Linked DNA regions of Homo sapiens: region 2 is linked to region 1. Evidence: chromatin loops called from intact Hi-C (ENCODE). Cell type or tissue: Caco-2. All regions are shown on one strand. Links, peaks and the distances in the headings refer to the core of each region. The heading gives the core; the rest is flanking DNA.

The links. Hi-C counts contacts between places; a loop is a spot of excess contacts. Peaks named below come from ENCODE experiments on the same cell type or tissue, not always from the same donor. Only the 100,000 strongest peaks of a DNase experiment are listed, where the experiment ranks them.
Region 2: it touches region 1 in a loop (2.6-fold over the local background); 2 of 110 quality-filtered maps call a loop at or near these places.

What each region holds. Positions count from the first base shown.
Region 1 is chr17:61,231,261-61,241,991 of GRCh38, forward strand. The region is part of intron 22 of BCAS3 (BCAS3 microtubule associated cell migration factor); the gene reads left to right. Among named protein-coding and RNA genes, the nearest start is that of BCAS3-AS1, 100 kb to the left of the region's middle. In Caco-2, for the core only: no CTCF peak of the experiment used is centred there; DNase peaks (open chromatin) are centred at 1,750, 3,891 and 4,681.
Region 2 is chr17:61,386,030-61,396,760 of GRCh38, forward strand. It overlaps BCAS3 (BCAS3 microtubule associated cell migration factor), which reads left to right. Exons shown (of 24, transcript NM_017679.5): 24 at 5,948-6,802. The coding sequence ends at 6,096. TBX2-AS1 (TBX2 antisense RNA 1) reads right to left here. Exons shown (of 2, transcript NR_125751.1): 2 at 7,427-7,718. Among named protein-coding and RNA genes, the nearest start is that of TBX2-AS1, 8.2 kb to the right of the region's middle. In Caco-2, for the core only: CTCF peaks have their summits at 4,087 (motif pointing left), 4,286 and 7,778 (motif pointing right); a DNase peak (open chromatin) is centred at 8,302.

The DNA.
Region 1 (10,731 bases), core at 1,350-9,349:
GCCCATTTTTTAGTGTTTTTAATTTTTTGCTTGTTGATTTAAGTTTCTGAAAATAGATTCTGGATATTAGATTTTTGTCAGATGCATAGTTTGAGAATATTTTCTCTCATTCTTTAGGTTGCCTGTTTACTCTCTTGATAGTGTCTTTTTATTGCTTTATCTCCATTTTACAGATAAGAAACCGGTTTTAGAAGTTTCAGATATTTGTTCAAAGTCATACCATGAAGTACAAAGCTGTTTTTAACCCATACCTTTCTTAAGTTCCAAATCCATAATGCAGAAACCATGCTGGGCATTAAGGAATCCTACCTTCAAAGGAAATGACAAGGCTGGAGACAGTGGCTCATACCTGTAATCACATCTGTAAGCACTTTAGGAGGATGAGGCAGGAAGACAGCTTGAGCCCAGGAATTTGAGATCAGCCTGGGCAACATAGCAAGACACCGTCTCTACAAAATAATTTTACCATTAGCCAGGTGTGGTGACACACACCTGTAGTCCCAGCTACTCAGGGGGCTGAAGTGGGAGGATCATTTGAGCCTGAGAGATCGAAGCTACAGTGAGCCATGATTGCACCACTGCACTCAAGCCTGGAAGAGACCCTGTCTCAAAAAAAAAAAAAAAAAAGAAAGAGAAAGAAGGAAACAAAGAAAGAAGGAAAAGAGGCCTGACACAGTGGCTCATGCCTGTAATCCCAGCACTTTGGGAGGCCGAGGGGGGTGGATCACAAGGTCAGGAGTTCAAGACCAGCCTGGCCAATACGGTGAAACCCCGTCTGTACTAAAAATACAAAAATTAGCTAGGCGTGATGGTGGGCACCTGTAATCCCAGCTACTCGGGAGACTGAGGCAGGAGAATGGCGTGAACCCGGAAGGCAGAGCTTGCAGTGAGCCGAGATCACACCACTGCACTCCAGCCTGGGTGACAGTGAAAGACTCCGAAAAAAAAAAAAAAAAAAAAAGAAAGAGAAAAAGAAATCAGGAGAGTTTAAAAGCATTCCACAAAGTCAGTGGTTATATGTTAATCTGTGTAGTGTGCTTTGTTTCCCAGATAATTTAGAAGCAATTAATTCTGGATAGACGTGTGTTGCATGTAATGACAGATACTGATTGTAATGTTTTATTTTGGCCAAAAAAAAGGTGGGGGGTGGGGAGTAATTTTCCTCAAAATCATTATCTGGCAGGGTGGGAGGTTGTTTTTCTTTTGTATACAGAGAAACAGAGTCCCAGGTAGGAATATGTGTTGTATTCATGGCAGTTCGGCAGACCCTTGGAATATAACCTTCTTCATGGTCCATGTTCTAGTCCTGCTTTGAGAACCCTCTTTTGAGTAAAGAAAATCTTCAAAAACCCATCTCTGGGTTTCATCCTGAGGATCCAGGACCGGTGTTCTCTTTCTTAAGAGGAAAAAAAATCACAATGGTAGAAAATTCTTTGCAAATCCTATTGTAGTCTTGATTGATCTCTCTTCTCATTGCTCTTCGTCGGCCTCTTCAACCCTTCTGACTGTGTGTATTAGAAATAATTATTATCACCATTAAAACAACTTTCTTTGTCTATTTCAATTATTTTCTTTATGTTAACTATTTTCTTTTTAGAGTTGCTTATCTATTTAGCAGGCTACTGCATTAGCCTTGAGCTAGTATTGTAAGATGCAAAATTATGTTGCCGGCATCAGTTGGGAATTTCATGGAATTTGCTTCTATTTGACTATATTTCCAGATGGAACCATGTGCCGAAGTGTTTGTTTTGGGCCTCCATGAAGTCATTCCTTTGCAGTGATCTGTAGCTAGACTGCGCTCTCTTGGGACTAACCTGTGTGACTAATTTGAGTAGGAGGGTGATAAACTTTGTTACCACTTAAAAAGGGGCTAAAAATACTTCTTTTTTAAAAAACTCCTCTCCATATTATCTAGCAACACTCTTTGAGGGATAATGGAAAGGAGGTGATAAAGATTAGAGCTGATTGGGAAGGTTCTGAATGCCCAAGTTTCATTTAGGAAGCTTCACACCTTTGAGCCCCAGGGAAGAGTTTGGACCCCAGGCTTTTACAGGTTTGTAGTAAAATCTGAGCTGCCCAGAACACTCTGTGGCTAATGGCTTTTGCAGAAGTGATTCTACAACTAAAGATGCCAATCAACTAAGCTTGTATTGGTTCATCGTCCAGATCTAAAAATGATTGTTAATTTGAGTTATTGTGCTAAATATTTCTAAGAAATGCTTCTTTTTAAGTTGCTGTCTTGTGATCAAAACACAGTAAATGAAGGGCTTCCCTGAAAGGTGGAGCCAGTAGACTTGATTTGGAGATGAAGCATATACCGAACTTGAAGACTGGAGAGGTATTTTTGCCTTAACCCTGTCTCTGATTCACTGAGGGACCTTGGATAAGTCACAATCTTCCTGTCTCATGTTTCTTTTACTTAAAAATGAAAGCATGGATTAGGCTAGCTCTTCGTCAAACCTCCCTTCTCAATTCACCTTCCTAAGCACAGAACTCTTTTTCTAATAAAATTTTATGCAGGACCCCAATCTATAAAACAGATACAAGAGGAGATGCTTTGGTTAATGGAGGGCACAGGGAGAATCTCTCTCTGGCTTCAGTTCTGGCCCCTGAGGCTCTTTCCTGTCTAGTTGAGCTTTCTTTAAGAGGTCTTCCAGCTGTGGCATTCCATCCATTATTCTAATTAATGTGAATTGAGTATTACTAATATCAGGTTTGGTTTTTTTTTTTTTCACTTAGTACCCACATCATGGAGCAAAAAAAGTGGTTCTAAATTGCAGAATGATTTAAGCTAGTAGAGGGTGCCATTCATTGATATTAAAGATTAGTACTGGTCTAAACATAGCACTATTAGAAGTTACAGAAATTCACAATAGAAACCCCCTTCCTCTGTCCCAGAATGCATGGAGCAAGAATGCAGAATGGGGAAGTAAATGATAAATCTGCAACCATTAGTGCTCACTTTCTAAGCTTCCCACTGAGTACTAGGATACAGCTCTCTCTTCTTCCTTCCTCTCCTTCCTCAAATCCTACATTCCTACACCATTGCTGAGCAGGTTGCAATTTTGGCCTAGAGTGATTACTCCTGATTACTCCTGTCCCTCTCTCTGACTGGAGCCAGGTCTGAAGTACTCTGTTTTCCACCTGTCATCTCAGCCAAGACCTTGCAGATTCAATACTAAACTGTTGTATAGGATTAAATTCTGAGCCTTCTAGGAAAAGTTTCAGAATGTGTTTCTTTGCTGTTGTTAATTGCAAAATCAATAGACCTCCCTCCCAGGGAGAGGAGTTTCCTTCTCCTTTGGTGGGCTTCCCTCTAGCAATTCAGGAGCTGCTAGAAGCAGATTAACACCTACAGTTCCAGACCAGCTTAGAGCTCACTTCATTTCCCACTGTGCAGCATTTCACCAACCCATGGACCTATAGCTAGTCATTCCTGCCTGTCCTGCGCCAGGGCCTTTTCCAGCCAGCAGTCTTCCCACTGACTGTTAGAACTATACCCTCTGGCTCAGGCTTTTTCCAGAAAAAAAAAAAAAAAAAAAAATCATAGTACTGCTTCGCATTTTCTCTCAACTTCACATTTCCTCACAAAGCACTAGGCTTTGTCCTAAGCACTTTATTTATTTACTTATTTATTTATTTATTGAGACGGAGTCTCGCTCTGTCACCCAGGGAGGAGTGCAGTGGCATGATCTCGGCTCACTGCAACTTCCACCTCCTGGGTTCAAGCAATTCTCCTTCCTCAGCCTCCCGAGTAGCTGGGACTATAGGCGCACGCCACCACTCCTGGCTAAGTTTTGTATTTTAGTAGAGACAGGGTTTCACCACATTGGCCGGGCTGGTCTCAAACTCCTGACCTAAGATGATCCGCCCACTTCGGTCTTCCAAAGTGCTGGGATTATAGGCGTGAACCACCACGCCTGGCTGTCTGCCCCCCGCCTGTCCTAAGCACTTTAAATGTGTCAACTCATTTGGTCTCTTTGAAAAGAGTGGCCAGGTGAAGGCTGAAGGACCGGATAAGTGTAGTTTCCAGAATCCTTCTTGGCTAGTTATAGTCTAAGACTTGCAGACAGGCAGCCTGGGAAGATCTCAAACAAGTAACCTTCAATGAAAATGTACAGTTTTGAGAATTTCGATATTTGACAGATGATTGAGCCACTCGAGTTGCTTATGCATGAATGTGCTTGTTTAGCAGGTAGAGTTATTATTCTCTTATGTTCAAATTTATTAACAAGGGCTTAATTTCATTCCAAACAGATTGTGAGGTGACTACGTAGTACAGAAGTACAGTGAAATATGAGATTCCTGAGCCTTTAGTGGATGCTGAGCTGGAGACCCCCGTTAGTGCTACCTCTTTCTAAACAGCGCCAGCCATGAAGCTTTTGACCTTTTCACCTTTAAACTTTGTTTGAACTTGGAAAGAAGACTTTTGAATTGTTTAAAAAAAAAAAAAAGGAGAAGAAGGAGAAAGAAAGACAAGGGAAAAAAATGGTTAGGGAGGCTGCAAAAGAGATGTGGAGACTGGGGGAAAAGGACTGATTATATGTTAGCTTAACAGTAATACTAGGAAAATAATCCTCCTCTTGTCTAGGAGTTTCTGCTACTGGGAGCCACAGGGTAATCAGCTCACATGACATACCCAGAGGCGAATGCTAGCCTGTGCTGTTTTTGAACATACTCAAACAAAGGCTGATTATCCAAACAAGAATTTGGACTGCAGCAGTCGGACCAGTTAAATTATAGTTAGTAAAACTTGGTGCCTTGTGAGCTTGGAATGTTACAATTGCAGCTGGATCTTCGTTTGTCAGGCAGCCTTACTGCACAATAAAACCAGAGATTTTTATCTCCGCAGGACTCAGTTTAACTCCTTGGGTGCAAACAGAAAAGTGCCAGCTATCATACGTCAGAATCCTGGCAACATCTGTCCCCACTCCTGTCAGAGTTCATGAGGCAGTGGCATTTTCGTGGTGTTCTGTAGGAAAGTGGGAGGACAGGGGCAAGTTGCTCTTCTTCTTAGATCTTATGTTGGAGATAATAATTTTTATTTATTCGTTACTTTAACAACATTTTTTGTTTTGAGATGGAGTCTCGCTCTGTCACCCAGGCTGGAGTGCAGCGGTGTGATCTCAGCTCACTGCAACCTCTGCCTCCCAGGTTCAACCAATTGTCCTGCCTCAGCCTCCTGAATAGCTGGGACTATAGGCACCCGCCACCATGCCTGGCTAATTTTTTTGTATTTTTAGTAGAGACGGGGTTTCACTGTGTTAGCCAGGGTGGTCTCGATCTCCTGACCTCGTGATCCACCCGCCTCGGCCTCCCAAAGTGCTGGGATTACAGGCGTGAGCCACCGCATCCGGCCACTGTAACCTTTATTAAGTGTTACTATGGACAAAGCCCTGTGTTAGTACTCTACTTATATACAAATGGCTATAAAAAGATGGTATAAAGTAGTCAATTGTAAATAGGTTTCAAAATGTTGTAAGTGGAGGGATGATGGAGAAGGTAAAAAAAAAAAAGGCTTTTTGGAGAAGGTATGATTTGAGCTGACTTTGTGGGAAAGTAGGATTGAATCTTTAAATGTGGCTCTAAAAGTGGTTTTATGCAGCAGGAACAACACAAAGGAAAAATTGGAGGCAGGAAAGTTGGATCCTGGATGTGAAGGGAGGTAATAAAAGAGAAGACTGAAAAAGTAGAATAGCCTCTGCATAGCGGACTTAGGATGCCAGGCCTGAGAGTGGACTTCCTTTGGTAAAGCAAGAGGAAGCCATTAAAAAGTTATCTTTTTTACATAGCTGTCAAATAATAATAAGTTAACATGTATTGAAAGGTTACCATACTGAGAGGTGAAGCCAGCTGGACTTCTGGGTAGAGTGGGGACTTGGAGAACTTTTCTGTCTTACAAGAGGATTGTAAAACACACCAATCAGCACTCTGCAGCTAGCAAGGGGATTGTAACATGTACCAATCAGCACTCTGTAGCTAGCAAAGGATTGTAAAATGCACCAATCAGCGCTCTGTAAAGCACACCAATCAGTGCTCTGTAAAATGCCCCAATCAGTGCTCTGTAAAATGCACCAATCAGGATCCTAAAAGTAGCCAATCGCAAGGAGGATTGAAAAAAGGGCATTCTGATAGGACAGAAACGGAACATGGGTGGGGACAAATAAAGGAATAAAAGCTGGCCATCCCCGCCAGCAGCGGCAACCCACTGAGGCCCCCTAGCAGGCTGTGGAAGCTGGTTCTTTTGCTCTTCACAATAAATCTTGTGGCTGCTCACTGTTTGGGTCCTTGCCACCTTTAAGAGCTGTAACACTCACCTCGAAGGTCCGCAGCTTCATTCTTGAAGTCAGCAAGACCCTGAATCCACTGGCAGGAACCAGCTCTGGATACAGTACGTGGGACACTGAATACTCAAAATAATTCTGGAAGAAAATAGAGACTCAGAGAAACGAAGTAACTTTCCCAAGACTGCTCAGCCCATAAGCAGCAGAGTCACGATTGAAATCTGGACTGACCGTAGACCCCCAGCTCTTAACTGCTTTTTGTATTACTCTCTATTCCTTTTAAATTGGCTGACTTTATGATCATAATGCAAAATAGATTAGCCATATTTTTATATGGAGGCAGGAAGCTTGACTCTAATGGATCACCCATATTCCTGAATTGGATGATGATGGTAAAGAGAATTGCTTTACAGGGGTGATTTTTATGTTGGAGAAGATACAGTTATGATCACCACCCTGAGTTGGTTTAAATATACGGGTTATAACTTTGTATGAACAAGAGTTTTGTTTTTGTTTTTGTTTTGTGAGACAGAGTTTCACTTTTGTCGCCCAGGCTGGAGTACAGAGGCACAATCTTGGCTCACTGCAAACTCCACCTCCTGGGTTCAAGCGATTTTCCTACCTCAGCCTCCTGAGTAGCTGGGATTACAGGCACCCGCCACCACACCTGGCAGTTTTTCGGGTTTTTTTTTTTTGAGATGGAGTTTCGCTCTTGTTGCTCAGGCTGGAGCGCAGTGGCATGATCTTGGCTCACTGCAACCTCCGCCTTCCAGTTTCAAGCGATTTTCCTGCCTCAACCTCCTGAGTAGCTGGGATTACAGGCGCCTGCCACCACACCTGGCTAATTTTTGTATTTTTAGTAGAGATGGGGTTTCACCACGTTGGCCAGGCTGGTCTCGAACTCCTGACCTCGTGATCCACCCGCCTCAGCCTCCCAAAGTGCTGGGATTACAGTTGTGAGCCACCACACCCAGGCACAAGAGTATTTCTGCTTGACCAATTCCATCATAATGAGATAATCTGCCCTCATAGCTATTTCTGACAGTGATTTATGGTAGTGCAGAGCTGGCTTTGGCAGGTCTTATGTCTTTATGGCCTTGCTTTTTCTGAGCGACACATTTGCTACCATTGGTGTATGGCTCTCCATTTCCCAGTTTCCACGGGGTGTCTTCACCGTATTCTTATCCTCTGCTGACCCTGCTGCTGTCTTGTTTTCTTTCCTGTCCTCTTTGATATACTCTGTTATTGTAAGCCAGGCTTGTGGCTTCTGGGAGGGGTGATTGGCAGGGTCAGTCAGACATAAGCACTGAAACGTGTGTCCCAGAGGTGGAAGCCAAATTTCCTCTCAGGGCCCTGAGGCTAACCTCCTGTGATGGCTTCATGGCTAGAAATAGCAAAAATCGAAATGGATATTGCAGATAGTCCAGACAAGCAAACAGAAGTCCAAAATGCTTGGGTACCTAAGATTTTTTTAATTTGTTCGTGTATATTTTTAGCAATAGAAGCAATATAGCATACCTTTGAGCCAGTTTTTCCTAGGTGTGCCAGGTAGGTTGGCATTCACAGTTCTCAGGAGACAATCAGGTACTGATTTAGTGAGCTCATTTTTGAAATGCAAAAGCAAAAAGGAATAAAATAGCAGGTTACCATAGTATAGATAGTAGGAGTTGATTGGCACCAACATCTTTATTTAGTTTGGGTTAGAACAGATTCTCTGCATATCAGATTTGAAGAGAAGATCTTAGTTTTTATAGCAGTACCATCAAAGATAGTTATATATCCAAGAGGAAAGCCTGAGTTTGAAATAATGATTAGCTCTACAGATTTTCAGCTTTTTGTTTTGGGGTTTTTTGTTTTGTTTTTAATTCAATTTGCAAAGCCTCTAGCAGATAGTTCTGAAACCTTTGTGAACGCTTTCTGTAACTTATGAAGCTTTTGGAAATTTGGTCTAGTGATGAGTAATTCTTTCTTTCTGACGTTAATCATTTGCATTTTATCAGTGGCTCCAAGATTAATATAAAAAGAGAACTTCATTTACTCTGAGTGATCATGTTTCAATGTGTTAATGTTTTAGGAGTAGCAGAGGATAACATGCAACTGTTAAGATCTAGATCATGCTAAAAGTATTAAAGTTGGCTTTCAGAGATTAGTTTTTTCCTACTTAAAATTAAGAACTTAAAGATTTTAATCAAGATAATCCTAAAATGTCTTAAGGTGCAACTTATTCTGGAGTTGATACCAGTTGGAATAGTAAAGACCAAAGGAGAAATTGTGAGTTAATGTTTACTTTTTTATTACTATTTTAATCAAATGGCTTTACAACTTGACCTTTTAAATGTGAATATATTTTTTTAAAAGAACACTCAGGTATGTGAAGCCATAATTGTTGTGTTGGAAGTTCTCAGCCCTAAAAGTTCTGCACTTGAATGTTAAATATATGTGTGATAAAAATATTTTGATTGGGGTTTTCTGTGTGGGCATTTACATTCTCCTGGTGACAGGTGTTTTGGTGAAGAGAAAAGCATCTTGTAGATGTTTGAGATCTGTAACCATGCTGTCTCAACAGCAGCAGCAGCAGCAGCAGGAGGAGGAGCTACCATTTATTGAATGCCTGCTCTATCATAGGCACTCCTCTAGGCACTCTACAGACATAATTTCTTCTACTTACAACCATCCTGGCGGGTAGAATAGTATTTTTATTTCACAGATTCAAAAACAGCCTAAGAGAAGATAAGTGGTAGGGACAGGCTTTGAACTCAGGTTTCTCTGATTCCAAGGTCCATATTCTTTTCACTATACCATGATATTAAAAAGGAACAAGTGGGGCCAAGCACAGTGGGTCACACCTGTAACCCCAGCACTTTGGGAGGCTAAGGCGGGTGGATCACTTGAGGCCAGGAGTTTGAGACCAGCCTGGCCAACATGGTGAAACCCCATCTCTACTAAAAATACAAAAAAAAATAGCCAGGCGTGGTGGCGCACGCCTGTAATCCCAGCTACTCTGGAGGCTGAGGCAGGAGAATCGCTTGAACTCAGGAAGCAGAGGTTGCAGTGAGCTGAGATTGTGCCACTGCACTCCAGCCTAGGCAACAGAGACTCCATCTCAATAAATAAATAATAAAAAGGAACAAGTGTAGCTGACATTTATCTGAGACTTATCAGCCTTAGCACACATACACTAAAAAGTTTAAAACAGATTTTATGTTATTCACTAGAACAGATTCATTTACCTATATCATTGAGCCCTATAACTAAAGGGTCCATTTCTTTTAAATTGATCTCAGACACACAGAAGTATATCTTAACTAAAACTTTCTTCCCGAAAAGAAGCATTTTTAAAAGGTACCAAGGGCTGTTATTCTTAGAATGATTTGATGAAATCAAAGACAAAAATAGTTTAGGCTTTTGATTAGATTTCAATATGCCACTCTTACTGGGGAGCTTTCTCTTGTTTGGGCATGACAGGATTTTTGCCATGAGAAACCTTCTAGAGCTTCCGCCCCCTCAGTTCTCACTCTCCATCACTTACCCTTCAAAAGACTCTGAATAGCAATTACAATACAGTTAAGCTTTCTTTGGGGGACCCTCATATAGTGGGCACACTGAATATGTGGATTTAATATTAGAGGCTTGACTATTTGAATGTGATTGCAAAAGTCAGTGAGGACTCTGTTATTACTACGAATTTGTAGGTTGGTATTTAGCTTAGCAAGTGATGAAGCTAGTGAGTGAGCCTGTTTACCACCAAGTACCCACGTCTTCCTTTGGCTCTGTTGTCCTCTGCTTGTTTCATCTTGTGACTTAAAACACACACACCTTAGCCAACTGTTTATGCTAATGATGAAAGAGAAGTCAAAGTAAATAAGCTTAATAAAATAATAGTTTGGGCCTGCGCAGTGGCTCACCCCTGTAATCCCAACACTTTGGGAGGCCGAGGCAGGCGGATCACGAGGTCAGGAGATCAAGACCATCCTCGCTAACACGGTGAAACCCCACCTCTACTAAAAAAAAATTACAAAAAAAAATTAGCCGGCCGTGGTGGCGGGTGCCTGTAGTCCCAGCTACTCGGGAGGATGAGGCAGGAAAATGGCGTGAACCCAGGAGCCAGAGCTTGCAGTGAGCCGAGATCGTGCCAGTGCACTCCAGCCTGGGCAACAGAGGGAGACTCCATCTCAAAAAATAATAATAAGAATAATAGTTTGGAGGTAAAATGAGTCTAAAAAATGTACTTACCTATTTTTTCTCTACTAACATCATTTAACATGTAAAATAAAATTTTGTTGAATAAATGTTAAATGTTTCTGAGAAATCTGAGAGCTTTCATAATAGTATAATATTCAGGTTTTTTCTTGTTTGTTTGTTGTTTACTAAAGAGGAATCATTTCTCAGTGTTAAGTATATCTGGGACCAGAAATGGCTCTTGTTATCCAAGGTAAAGAATCCAAAC
Region 2 (10,731 bases), core at 846-8,845, 150 kb after region 1:
CTAATCCGATTGCAGCAATAATAGTAACTCACATTTGCTGACTGGAAGCGTTAAGCACTTTGTGATGCACTCTACATGCATTATTTAATTTCATTCTTAGAACCAGGCCATGACACAGACATCGTTAACCTCATGTTCGGGAACCTGAGGCACAAAGATTCGAGTAACTTTCCCAAAGTCTCCCAGGTAGCAGGTGGCCAGGGGGTGTGCTCTTAACCACTTCCCTAAACGCCTCCACCAACATGGGCAGACACTGCCCCTCTGCCTTCTCGGGTTCTCTTGAGGCTGGGGGCTGGACTGGCCAGGGGAAACATCCTCATCCTCCTGCTCACTGCTGGAAGCAGGCAGAGCTGTGGGTGCAGGGTCAGACTGGACCCTAAGGTCTCATCCTACTCCCACCAGTCAGCGTGGGTGGAGAAATGCAGCCAGGGCCCAGTCACAGTGCTCTGCCAATCCCTTCAGTGGGCAGCATCAATGCTCATGTACAGAGCCGTGGACGCTGCTCCTTTTGTGGTGACGGAAGTGCCAGAGCTGCCCAAAGGGTGAACCAGGGGCCCCAGGCAGCCTCTTCCTAAACACAAACAGAGCACTGTCCTCCCTGGCCCCTCTCAGGTCCCTGAGACTAGGGCTCAATGCCCCCACTTCCGAAGCCAGAGGAGCTTTTCGCAGGGCCTTTGATTGGCCAGACGTCCAGGTTGGAAGAGACCCAGAGAACACCAAGCCCAAAGCAGGATTTCCTTACTGTTTTTTTTTGTTTTTGTTTTTTGTTTTTTTTTTTTTTTTTGAGATGCCAGGCTGGAGTGTAGTGGCACAATCATAGCCCACTGCAGCCTGGAACACCTGGGCTCAAGGGATCTTCCTGCCTCAGCCTCCTGAGTAGCTGGGATTACAGGCACGTGCTACCACACCTGGCTAATCTTTTAATTTTTGGACACGGTTTTGCTGTATTGCCCAAGATGGTCTTGAACTCTTGGCTTCAAGTGATCCCCTTGCCTTGGCTTCCCAAAGTGTGGGATTACAGGTGTGAGCCACTGCACCTGGCCCGACTTCACCTCCGACCTACTGCTGGGGCCCCTGGTTTGGCCTCTCCAGCTTTCCCTGCGTCTCACACAGGCCCTGTGCCCTCCGCATTTCACCCCTCCCGGGGAGTCTGCTGCCCGTCAACTCACAGCCTGGCAAAGGGGCCACAACACTGCACTGTGGGTGGAGGTGCATGGGCCCATGCTGCACGGCCCAGCTCAGGAGTAGGACAAGGTGTGGGCAGCCATGCCCTTGCCTCCTCACAGACAAAGAGTGACCCCACCCCACCCCATCTCCCTGGGCACACGCTCCCAAGTGACCAGGGTTGCTTCTCTCTAAAAAGGCCAGTCCCCTCTTTCTGCCCCCTCTGACACCTCTGAGTTTGGATGGGCTCCATATGGAGTGGGGCAGCATGAGGATCCAGCTTGCTTTTTTTTCACCCTGAGAACAGTAGTGCCAAGGATCCGGCTGTCTCATCCTTCACTTGTTTCATGAGAGCGGAGGCACCTTTCCTTCAGTTGCTACTCATTCATCATCCCCCTACCCCTGGGGGCTGTCCATCCTGGCCCAAGGCATAGAGGGGCAGCTGCGGGTAACAGGCCCATTTCCAATATGAGCCAACAGGGAATGGCTCTCCAGCATGGGCATGGGGGCCGGTCTTAGTGATGCCGGAGCTGCCAGCACCCTGTGGCCCGCACCAGCACCCGTTCTTTCTTGGGGGATGGGGGTGGGAGGTGAAGAACCAGAGCTAGTGGTTGCTTCGTCTTCCTTGGTTTTGCTCTCTGCAATGTGGGTATATAGCTCCCACCACCCAGGGGACCACATCCCTGGAGAGTGCAAGGTCACAATGAGGTGACTGGGTCTAGCCACTTGCCTGGAAGCCACTCCTCCTCTCCTGCCCTACTTTGGGGCCTGGAGAACAAGCTCTTTTAAAGCTTCTCCCACTGACCAGAATCTCCACACCTCTAAGGGGGGAGGTGGCTGGGGACACTTCCCTCATTTCCTGCCACAGAGCCCCCAGCACTCTCTTTCGGGCCCTGGCAGGTTCCTGATGGACTTCCCCAACAGGTCCACCTCAACCGCAGGACAGCTGCTCAGACCTGGAGGTCTTGGGAGTGGGGGAGGAGGGCAGCAGCCAGGAGTTGGGCCACTGAGTCAGAAGGTCCAAGGGCATCCCTGAAAACTGCAGTCTGTTTCCCTGTCCTCCTCCAGCAACCCACCTGCATGGGGTCCCATCTGGCACTGCATGGGCCGTAGGTCCCCAGCCCTCCCACTTCCTAAAACTGTTCTTCATGTTGAACCTGTGACTCCTCTCCCCCTCCCCCACTCTGAACGGGGTCTTGGCCCCCTCTGTCACAGCAGATCCATCTCTGGGACCCCCAAGACAGATTGGTCCCCAGCCCCTACACATGCATGTCACTGTCCTCCTTGACTGCAAACTCCCCCTCCTCACGGTGTGCCCCTGCGCCTCCTGACACCTCTCCACCTGCTTGCAGAGATCAGTGTACTTCTCAATCGTTGTCCATATCTTTTCCAAAAAGATTCCTCAATGCTTTTCTTTTCAAAAGGGAAAAAAAAAGGAAAAAAAAAACAATGCCAACAGCCCAGCGTCCGTGAGCAACCCAACAGTAACAAAGCATGCGTTCGGGATGGAGGAAGGTAAGGCCACACGTTTCCATTTGCCGCTTGCTCGTAGGGCTGGGCGGCCGGGATGACTTGGAGGGGGGAATCTGAGCAGCCCTCCTCCCCTCCACTTCCCACACACACCCCTGCCTGCAGGGGGAGGAGCAGAAGGGGTCTGAGAGGAGGCGTGGAGAAAAGCGCCCACAAAGCTGCCCCGGGGCCAGCAGGCCCCCGATTCTTTCAGTTAGTCTGTGTTGAAGAATGGGCCCCCACCTCCCCTTACCACATCATTCATTCATTCATTCATTCATTCATTCATTCATTCATTCATGCTAGAAATGTTTAGGGCACCCATGATTTTCCAGGCCACTAGGGATACAGAGTTAAGGCACAGAACCCCCCCGAGGGGGTCTCCCCTAGATGAGACACATGGGACGATGAGGGGGCCTGGGCTAGGAGTCAGCACAGCGCAGGGTAGGGTCTGGCAGGCTCTGCTCGGGGGACAGGACGGGCTCACAGAGGAGTGGACACTCGTGCTAAGCTTTGGAAGATGAGTAGGTGTTCTGGGGCTTTGTAGAGCAAGTTACATGAACACAGGCCCAGAGGCCTAGAACCACCTGGATGGGTCCAAACACCACACAGCTTCATCACTTTTGTGTCTCAGACATAATAACGGGTATCACTAGTGAGGGGTTGGCGGCAGGTCATGGAGGGCCATTTCACAGTGCTGGGGAGTTCAGACCTTGCCCTGGGAACTGTTAGGAGTGGCTGAAGGCTTTTACGCAGAGGAAAAGCAAGATGAGGGCTGTGCTGTACATAGCCCACTCTGGCTTTGGCACAGGGTGGGTGACCTGGAGTCAGGAGACTGAGGCGCACAGGGCAGGCTTAGCCAGGGCAGAGGCAGAGGAGGGAGAAGTTCAGCAGAGCCTTGGTTACCTTACCCTGGGATGCGGGGGCGAGGGAGAACGCTGCCCCCATCCTTCTTACCCGGGTCTAACTGGCAAAGGGAAAATGCGAGCAAGGCGCTCAGGTTGTCCCTGGCCCCCAAGAACAGGACATTCATCTTGTAAGCCCCTGGGTGGCTTTCCCTGCACTGTGGTGTGATGGGCTGGGGTGCATCCACGAAGACTCATTGGTGGGACCACCGAGGCTGCTGGGGTATTTGCTGGGGGCCTATGCCAAGGGACGGTGGGGGTGCCATGCCTGGGCCCGGGCTCCCGTTTCCTGGCTTCCTTGGCAGTGTGGATGTGGAGGCATTTTGCATCAAGGCCGTTAAAGCTGCCCCTGAGCTGTAAAAAGGGGCCAGCCTTCCCCATCCTGGTGGCCCTGCCTGCTCCTTCCTCGGGGGCTTTCTTCCTTAGGCCTGGCGGCCCGATCCTAAGGAAGCCCCTGCTTTTCTTGCGCCTGCCGGTGCTCTTCTCCCGCCCGCCTGGCCCTGCTGTCAGCGCCCCCTAGTGCCGGGCCGGCCGCGCATGAGGGCGGTGGGACAGATCGCCCACAACTCCTCGGCTTGCTTTTGGGGAAATAAGGCAACAGAGGGGTCTCTTGGAGTCTGGAGCTTCCATGTAAAATCCCCAGGGTCTACTCTTGGCTTTACCACCCTCTCCATCTCATGGCACGATGGCCTGTCCCCCCAGATTAGGGTGATACTGAAGGAGGAGCAGGAGAAAAAGATCCTATCTGCCTTGTTTTCTATCCATATCCAGATAGCTCTTGACTTTCCCAGGCAGCCAATGTCCCCTGGAGGTCAGGGACCATAGTCAGGCCCTCGGTCCCTGTCCACAGTCCCATCCCCCTACTTTCCCCAATTTGCCAAGAAGCCCTGGTGTCCCAGTGAACTGTCCCACCGAGACCCCGGCGACAGACTCGGCTGATGGATCCCAAGGGCCCCTCCCCTCCCCAGGCCCAGGTGCCCGCCTCCTCCCCACTCCACTCTGTGGCTGCTGCAGGCCTGCAGGGAGTCGGGGTCAGTGGTTCGTTGCTGGCTGGCTGGTGTTGGCCAGCCCAGGAGTGAAGGCCATGACCCCTTCATTCCCTAACCAGAGCCGGCTGTACTGCGCGTGTGGTGGCAGGGGGCCTGGGAGCGGTTGCAGGATGAAGACCAAGGTCTCAAGCCAGACCAGACGAGTGCAACGTTTTTGCACATCTTGCTGTTTCAAGTGACTGCTTTGAGGTCCTGCACTCCTGGGTGGACAGGCCAGACTCCTTCAGTCACAGGCAGGCATCCCTTGGAGAAGGAAAGGTTGCAGGTCTACATATCTTGGCTTGGGGCAGGCTCCAGAGACTGCCCGGTGTGTGTGTGCCCATATGTCAGAGCCCCCGGGGGAGACTGAAAGGGAATCGGAACTGACCACCTTCAAAAAGCCAAGAAGTAATTGGTTCTTCCTTGCACTCAGCAAGCAGGGAATTCCATTCCCAACCCACCTACCCCAGGACCTGACTTGGGTCAAGAGATGGTAGGACAATTGAGCGGCCCACAGCTGAATTAGATGGATCAAGCTGCCATATCTGAGGTGGCAACATGGATGTGCAGGGCCAGGGAGGCAGAGGAGGAGGAGGGCGGGACTCCCTGCCTGCCCTTCAGGTTGATGCTGAGGGGCCTCCAGGAGACTTGGGGCCTAAGAGGAAAGGAGAAAGGAGGCACTTCAGGCAGACAGGGACCCTCTCTTCATTGGAGCAGGCCCCTCTCAAACCAGGCATCCCCTCCCAGGGAAACAGGACACTTGGCAGGAGGTGCCAAAGATGAGCCAAGACCTGGCCAGCAGATGGACTGTGTGGGTGAGCATGAGTGAATGAGTGAGTGGCAAAGCCAGGCAGAAGCTCTAGGCACAGGCAGGGCAGGAGAGAGGTGGGGACAGATCAGGCAGGGATGCTGCAAGCCCTCCCGTGTCCTAGCTTCTCCCCGCCTGCCTCCCCTGTAGAGCCGGGACAGAAGGCACTGTGGAGTTGGGGGCATGCTGGCTGAGCATGAGTGTGTGCAGGCGTGGGTACGGGCTCATGAAGAGCTGTGTAGTCCACACACATCGTCAGGGTGGCCGTGCTTCGGGCCTAAAGGGCTTCCCGCAGCAGGGAGACGGTGCTCTCACACCAGAGTCTGCCAGCCAGGGGGCTTTCCCTCCCCTGGCTGAGCCTTCCTGTGACCTGAGCTGCCCCCTGCCCATCCAGGGAGCAGGCGGGGATCCCCCTGCGGAAGGACACAAGTGAACCCAGAATGGTGCCTCAAGGCAGGCAGCCTGGCCCAGATGGTGCCCCCACTCCCCAGACCCAACTCTAACCAGGCCTGGCCCTCTCCTGTGTCTTGCAGAACTTCAGCGAGAGGGAAGCATCGAGACTCTGAGTAACAGCTCAGGCTCCACCAGCGGCAGCATACCAAGAAACTTTGATGGCTACCGATCTCCGCTGCCCACCAATGAGAGCCAGCCCCTCAGCCTCTTCCCGACTGGCTTCCCGTAGGTACCAGCAACCTGCTTCTGACTGGCCAGCCCCCTCCCCTGCTGGAGGAGGGGAGAAGCCCCGCTCTGGTCCTACCCTTCAGTCTCTGCTCTTCCTTCATCAACCACCTTCCCCAAGCTTAGTGACAGCAGCCGCCCATCCTACCTGGATGGAGAAGAGACCCTTCTCCAAGCACCTCAGCGCACTTGCCCTCTGCCACACCTGTCGGTGGAGGCTGTGGCCAGGAGAGACTGTAGAAGCTCGGTCCCTGTGTATGTTTGCATATGACATCCTGCATTGGATCCGCTTTTGTATTTTTTAACCATACCCACGGTGGGGCGGGTGGGGGGAGCCTGGAACAGTGACCAGATCTGGGGGCCTGAGTGGGGACAGAGTTGATCGTCCACCTGGCCATTTTGACCCTGAGTGGACAGTCACAGCCTCAGCTCATGTCTGGCTGTGACACACACTGCCCCCAGCTTCCCTTGGTCAGCCCCACTCCAGCACGGGGTGAACGGAGGCCCAGAGTACTAGGGAAGGAGGAAGGGAGGACATGCCTCTTCTTCCTCCTTTCTTTCCCCATCTGTTCATGGGAAGAGTTTGTCTTTCTTATCTTTAAGCCCCTTTACCCTGGTCCTGTACTGATCAGTGAAGGAAACCGTGGTTACTGAGGCCCTGTTGAAAAGTGCACGTCTTGTCCAATAAATCACGCTGCAGTTGGTGTCCATCCCTGAGTTGCTGGGGTAAGGGTCCTCTCCAAATGCTGAGCAGAGTCCTATGGCCTGAGTGCCCAGGATCCCAACACCCCCTTTCATGTGCAACTTGGGGGCAGAAGGAGTCAGTGGAGGATTGGAATGGGAAGAACTTTTGTCCTGGAATTTGGATGGGGCCTGATTTAAGAAGCCCATTCTCTAAGCATCTTGCCTGTTACCAGAGGCAATGAGTTCTTGGGGTGCCACAGGGTTGGACCCTCCTCCCTGGGGATCAGGGCTTGCCATGTGCTGGTGGGTTGCTGTCAAGGGGAGAGTCTGGCAAAGCCTCATCTGGGGGGCACCTTGTTGTAATTGCCTCTTTTTAACTCAGAAGATGGAAGGGTGGTCAGGTGAAGGTGGGTATCTCATGAAACCTGGCCGGAACCCTCAGATGACACGTTCCTGATTTTGTCCCCCCGCCCCACCACCACCACTTCCGGACCTAAAGTAAGTGGCAACAGAGACAGGAACAGGGAGAAAAAATGGTGCATTGAGCAGGAAGGAGACGAATGCTAGTCCTTTGCCCCCTTCCCTGGCCCACACTTCCCAGAGACCCCAGGGAGGCCTTGGAGAATGGAAGGAAACCCACAGAGCCAGGTGTGATTTGGGGTAAAGTTTAATGGAAAAGCCGTGGAAACGTTGAGTTCACAAACAGGACTTCCCGTGCAACTGTCCAGCCAGACCTGGGGCAGCTCCTGGGGACCCTGCCCCCTTCACACACACCCATCCCATCCATGGTGCCTGAGAGGCCTTCATCTTCAGTTCCCTCCACCAGATCAGTTGGGCATGTTGGGGGCAGAGATGGAGGGTTGTTGAATCACACTAGGCTCTGTAAGCTGAGAAGACGATCCTGCACAGGGTGGCATAAGCCAGTCCCTCCTGCCAGGGCACCTGCAGGGCGAGAAGTCACATGCCAGACTGAGGCATGCTTGCGAACACTAGCCTGGCCCCAGCAGCAGGGGGTGCTGGAGGAGCTGCAGCTTTTCCCCATCTTGCTGAATTATTGATGGGCCTGGCACTGCCCCTACCCCCAGCTACAGCCATGTTTCAATCAAAAAGGGACAAGGAGGAGAGTGCTACCAGGCTACCTGTGCATGCTGCCCATGGCCTGTCTTCCTGGGGATGGGTTCAGCTGCCCTAGGAAGCATGAGCCCCTCTGAAACCACCCCAGGACACGTGGATGTGGCAGAGACCTTGCTGCCAGGGGCTCTCTCAACCATTCAGGGAACTGGCTGGCAGCTTACAGAGTCAGGAGTCCTCCCTGGCCCGGCCCTTCCCCTCCAGCAGGGGCAAAACAGCTGTGGCCTCCCCCAGGCAGGGAAAGTGGTGGGTGTAGGGCTGGACTTGCCGGCTGAGCTTGCAGGACAATCTGGTTATTCATCTGCTTGAAGTCAGGGCAACTCTTTGAGTATGTGGGGGAAGGGTGAGGATAAGAGAGACCAGATAAGCTGGCCCCACAGCGGCTGCCACTGGAGCTCAGGTTATCAGAAAGGCCTTGGGCCTGGCCTCCGGCTAATTGGGGAGGTTATGGAGCCTGCCATAGCCTGTAATCAGCTGGAAGGGAGAGCTGGGCCCCAGGGTTGGGGACCTTACTGGCCACTGGCCCCAGAGCAGCCGCTTCCTATCCTCTACAGATAACATCCAGGGCAATCTGGGACTCACCCCCAGCCCCAGCAGACCTAATGGTGGCATCATCTGGGAGGGCATCAGAACATGAATCAAACTGTGGCTGATCAGGGGACCTTTAGGAATCCATGTGACCTACCGATTCTCTCGGCACTACCTGGTCAACGGGCAGCTTTACTACGGACTTCCTCTCAATTTGATGAAGGAAAAATACCTTCATGATCTGGAAAGAGGCCGGTGGGAGCCAGCGTGGCAACTGAAGGAGCAAGAGTACTGTCTGAGATGAGAAAAGGCACGGTGGGCCTGAGGCCAATTCAAGCACACAAGCTCAAACACCAGGGCCAGCCCCTCTGTCAAGGAGCAGAGGCCAGGCTAGGCAGCCACCAGTCTGGAAGTGTATATGGTTTCTCAGTGGTAATTTTTTATTTTCACAATTCAGGGACTCATGAAACTAGAAAGTACCTGAGAGTTCTGTTCGAGCCTCATTTTTTTTGCAGATGACAAGCAAGCCTGAGCCCCAGAGAAGGGCAGGGCCTTGCCCAAGGTCACAAAGTCACACGCCTAGTGAGCCTATCCCTGTCTGCACCTGGCTGCTTCACACCCTGGCCAGTTCCCTTAGAGGGACCCAAATCCGAACTGACCTCCCTGTCCTGTGCCCCTATCCCATCCAGAATGCTGACCCCACTGATCCCCATCCTGACTCCATCAGGCTTCCTGCCTGGGCTGAGAGACTGAATTTGCAGCTGCTCCCTTGCCCCTGTGTAGCTGGAAGGCAGCCCTCCCACTGCAGACCTAGAACTGGAGGCTCTAGAGGCAAAGGGACAGTGCATCCTGTATGTCTCGAATTCAGAGCAAGAGCCCAGGGGAGGGTGGCAGCCCTGGCATCTCAGGATCACCTTGCTGTAGGAGCAGGGGTAGGCAGCTCAGCAGCACCGGCTTCTTAGGAGTGGGTTTGGACTTGCTCTCTTTAAGGTCCCAGGGTCCCATCCCAGCTCTGCCACCAGCAGGTACGTGGCCTTGGGTACATGACTGCACCTCTGGGATTCAGGGTCCTCATGTGTAAAGGAGGGAGTGGAGGGGAGAGAGCAGCATGCCCTTCCGAAGGCGCGACAGAGCAGAAGCAGGCAGAGGGGAAGCTGCGGGTCCACAAGGCAAACCCATGGTTCGAGGGGAAGTTGACAGCCAGGCCAGGTGCCCCTTAGCAGGGATGGGGAGGGCGGAGGCGGCACAGCTGGAGCCCGGATTGTGGCACGCCGTCACCGTGCTGCTCCGGGGAATCCCGACCCGCTCCCTGCGAAAGCGTTTCCGAACGCGAACCCAGAGCCTGTGAACGCGCCGGCAAGCCCCCCACTCCCCCACCGCCGCCCGTCGCAGGTGGGCCCGTCCTAGGGGTCCTTCCTGCGCTCTACCCCGTCTCTCAAGTCACTCAGTCGATCGCCCCGTTCACGCTCCCGTGATCCCAGACATCCATAACCACGATCTCGCCTCCATGCACATCCAACGCACGACGGTGCACAGACGTGCACCTGACTTCTGCGGACCAGGTGTCTCAAGCGTACAGCGGCCACCCGCGGAACCGCGGCCCGGGGCCAGTGAGTCGTCTGCAGCTCCCCGGGTTAGGGGATTCCCCAGAACTCCGGGAAAGTCACCCGAAGTCCATCCGGGATGCGGCCTTGGTTCTCGGCCGCGTGATCTCGCCCTTAGGTGCAGAACGACGCCCTTCCAGGGCCCACAGCTGCCAGGCTGGGCCTTGCCCTCGCATCCCCCGGGAAGACCAGGGACGGGGCCACACAGGCCGTGGCTGCGGAGACGCTTCCCCGGGCCACCCCGCGACCAGGAGGGAGTCGAGCCGCCCGCTCTCCCCGCGTCCCCCGCCCCATCCCAGCCAGTTGGCCCCACCCTGCGCGGGATAATTGGGACGGGAGGGAGGCGACGGGAGGGCGGCGGCTCCAGAGAGACTGCGCGCCTGTCAGCGGCAATTTGTTTAAGTGGACGGGACGGGCCGGGCCGCTGCGGGCTGGGGTCACCGAGGCCGCGGCCCCCACCCCAACCAGACCTGGGACCGCGGGGGAGCCCGGTCCGGCCGCTAAACCGGGCTGGCTGGCGCCAGGGCTCCGGGAGGTGCGGTCCGGCGGGGAAGCCGTGATGGGAAGCGACTCTGTCCAGGGAGTGTCCTTCACCACCACACTCCTCACGTCCAGGCAGTGATCGACGGCCTGGCGGCACCCTCACAGCGGGCCCATAGCACGGGGCCACACACGTCCCCTGAGCTTAGCCT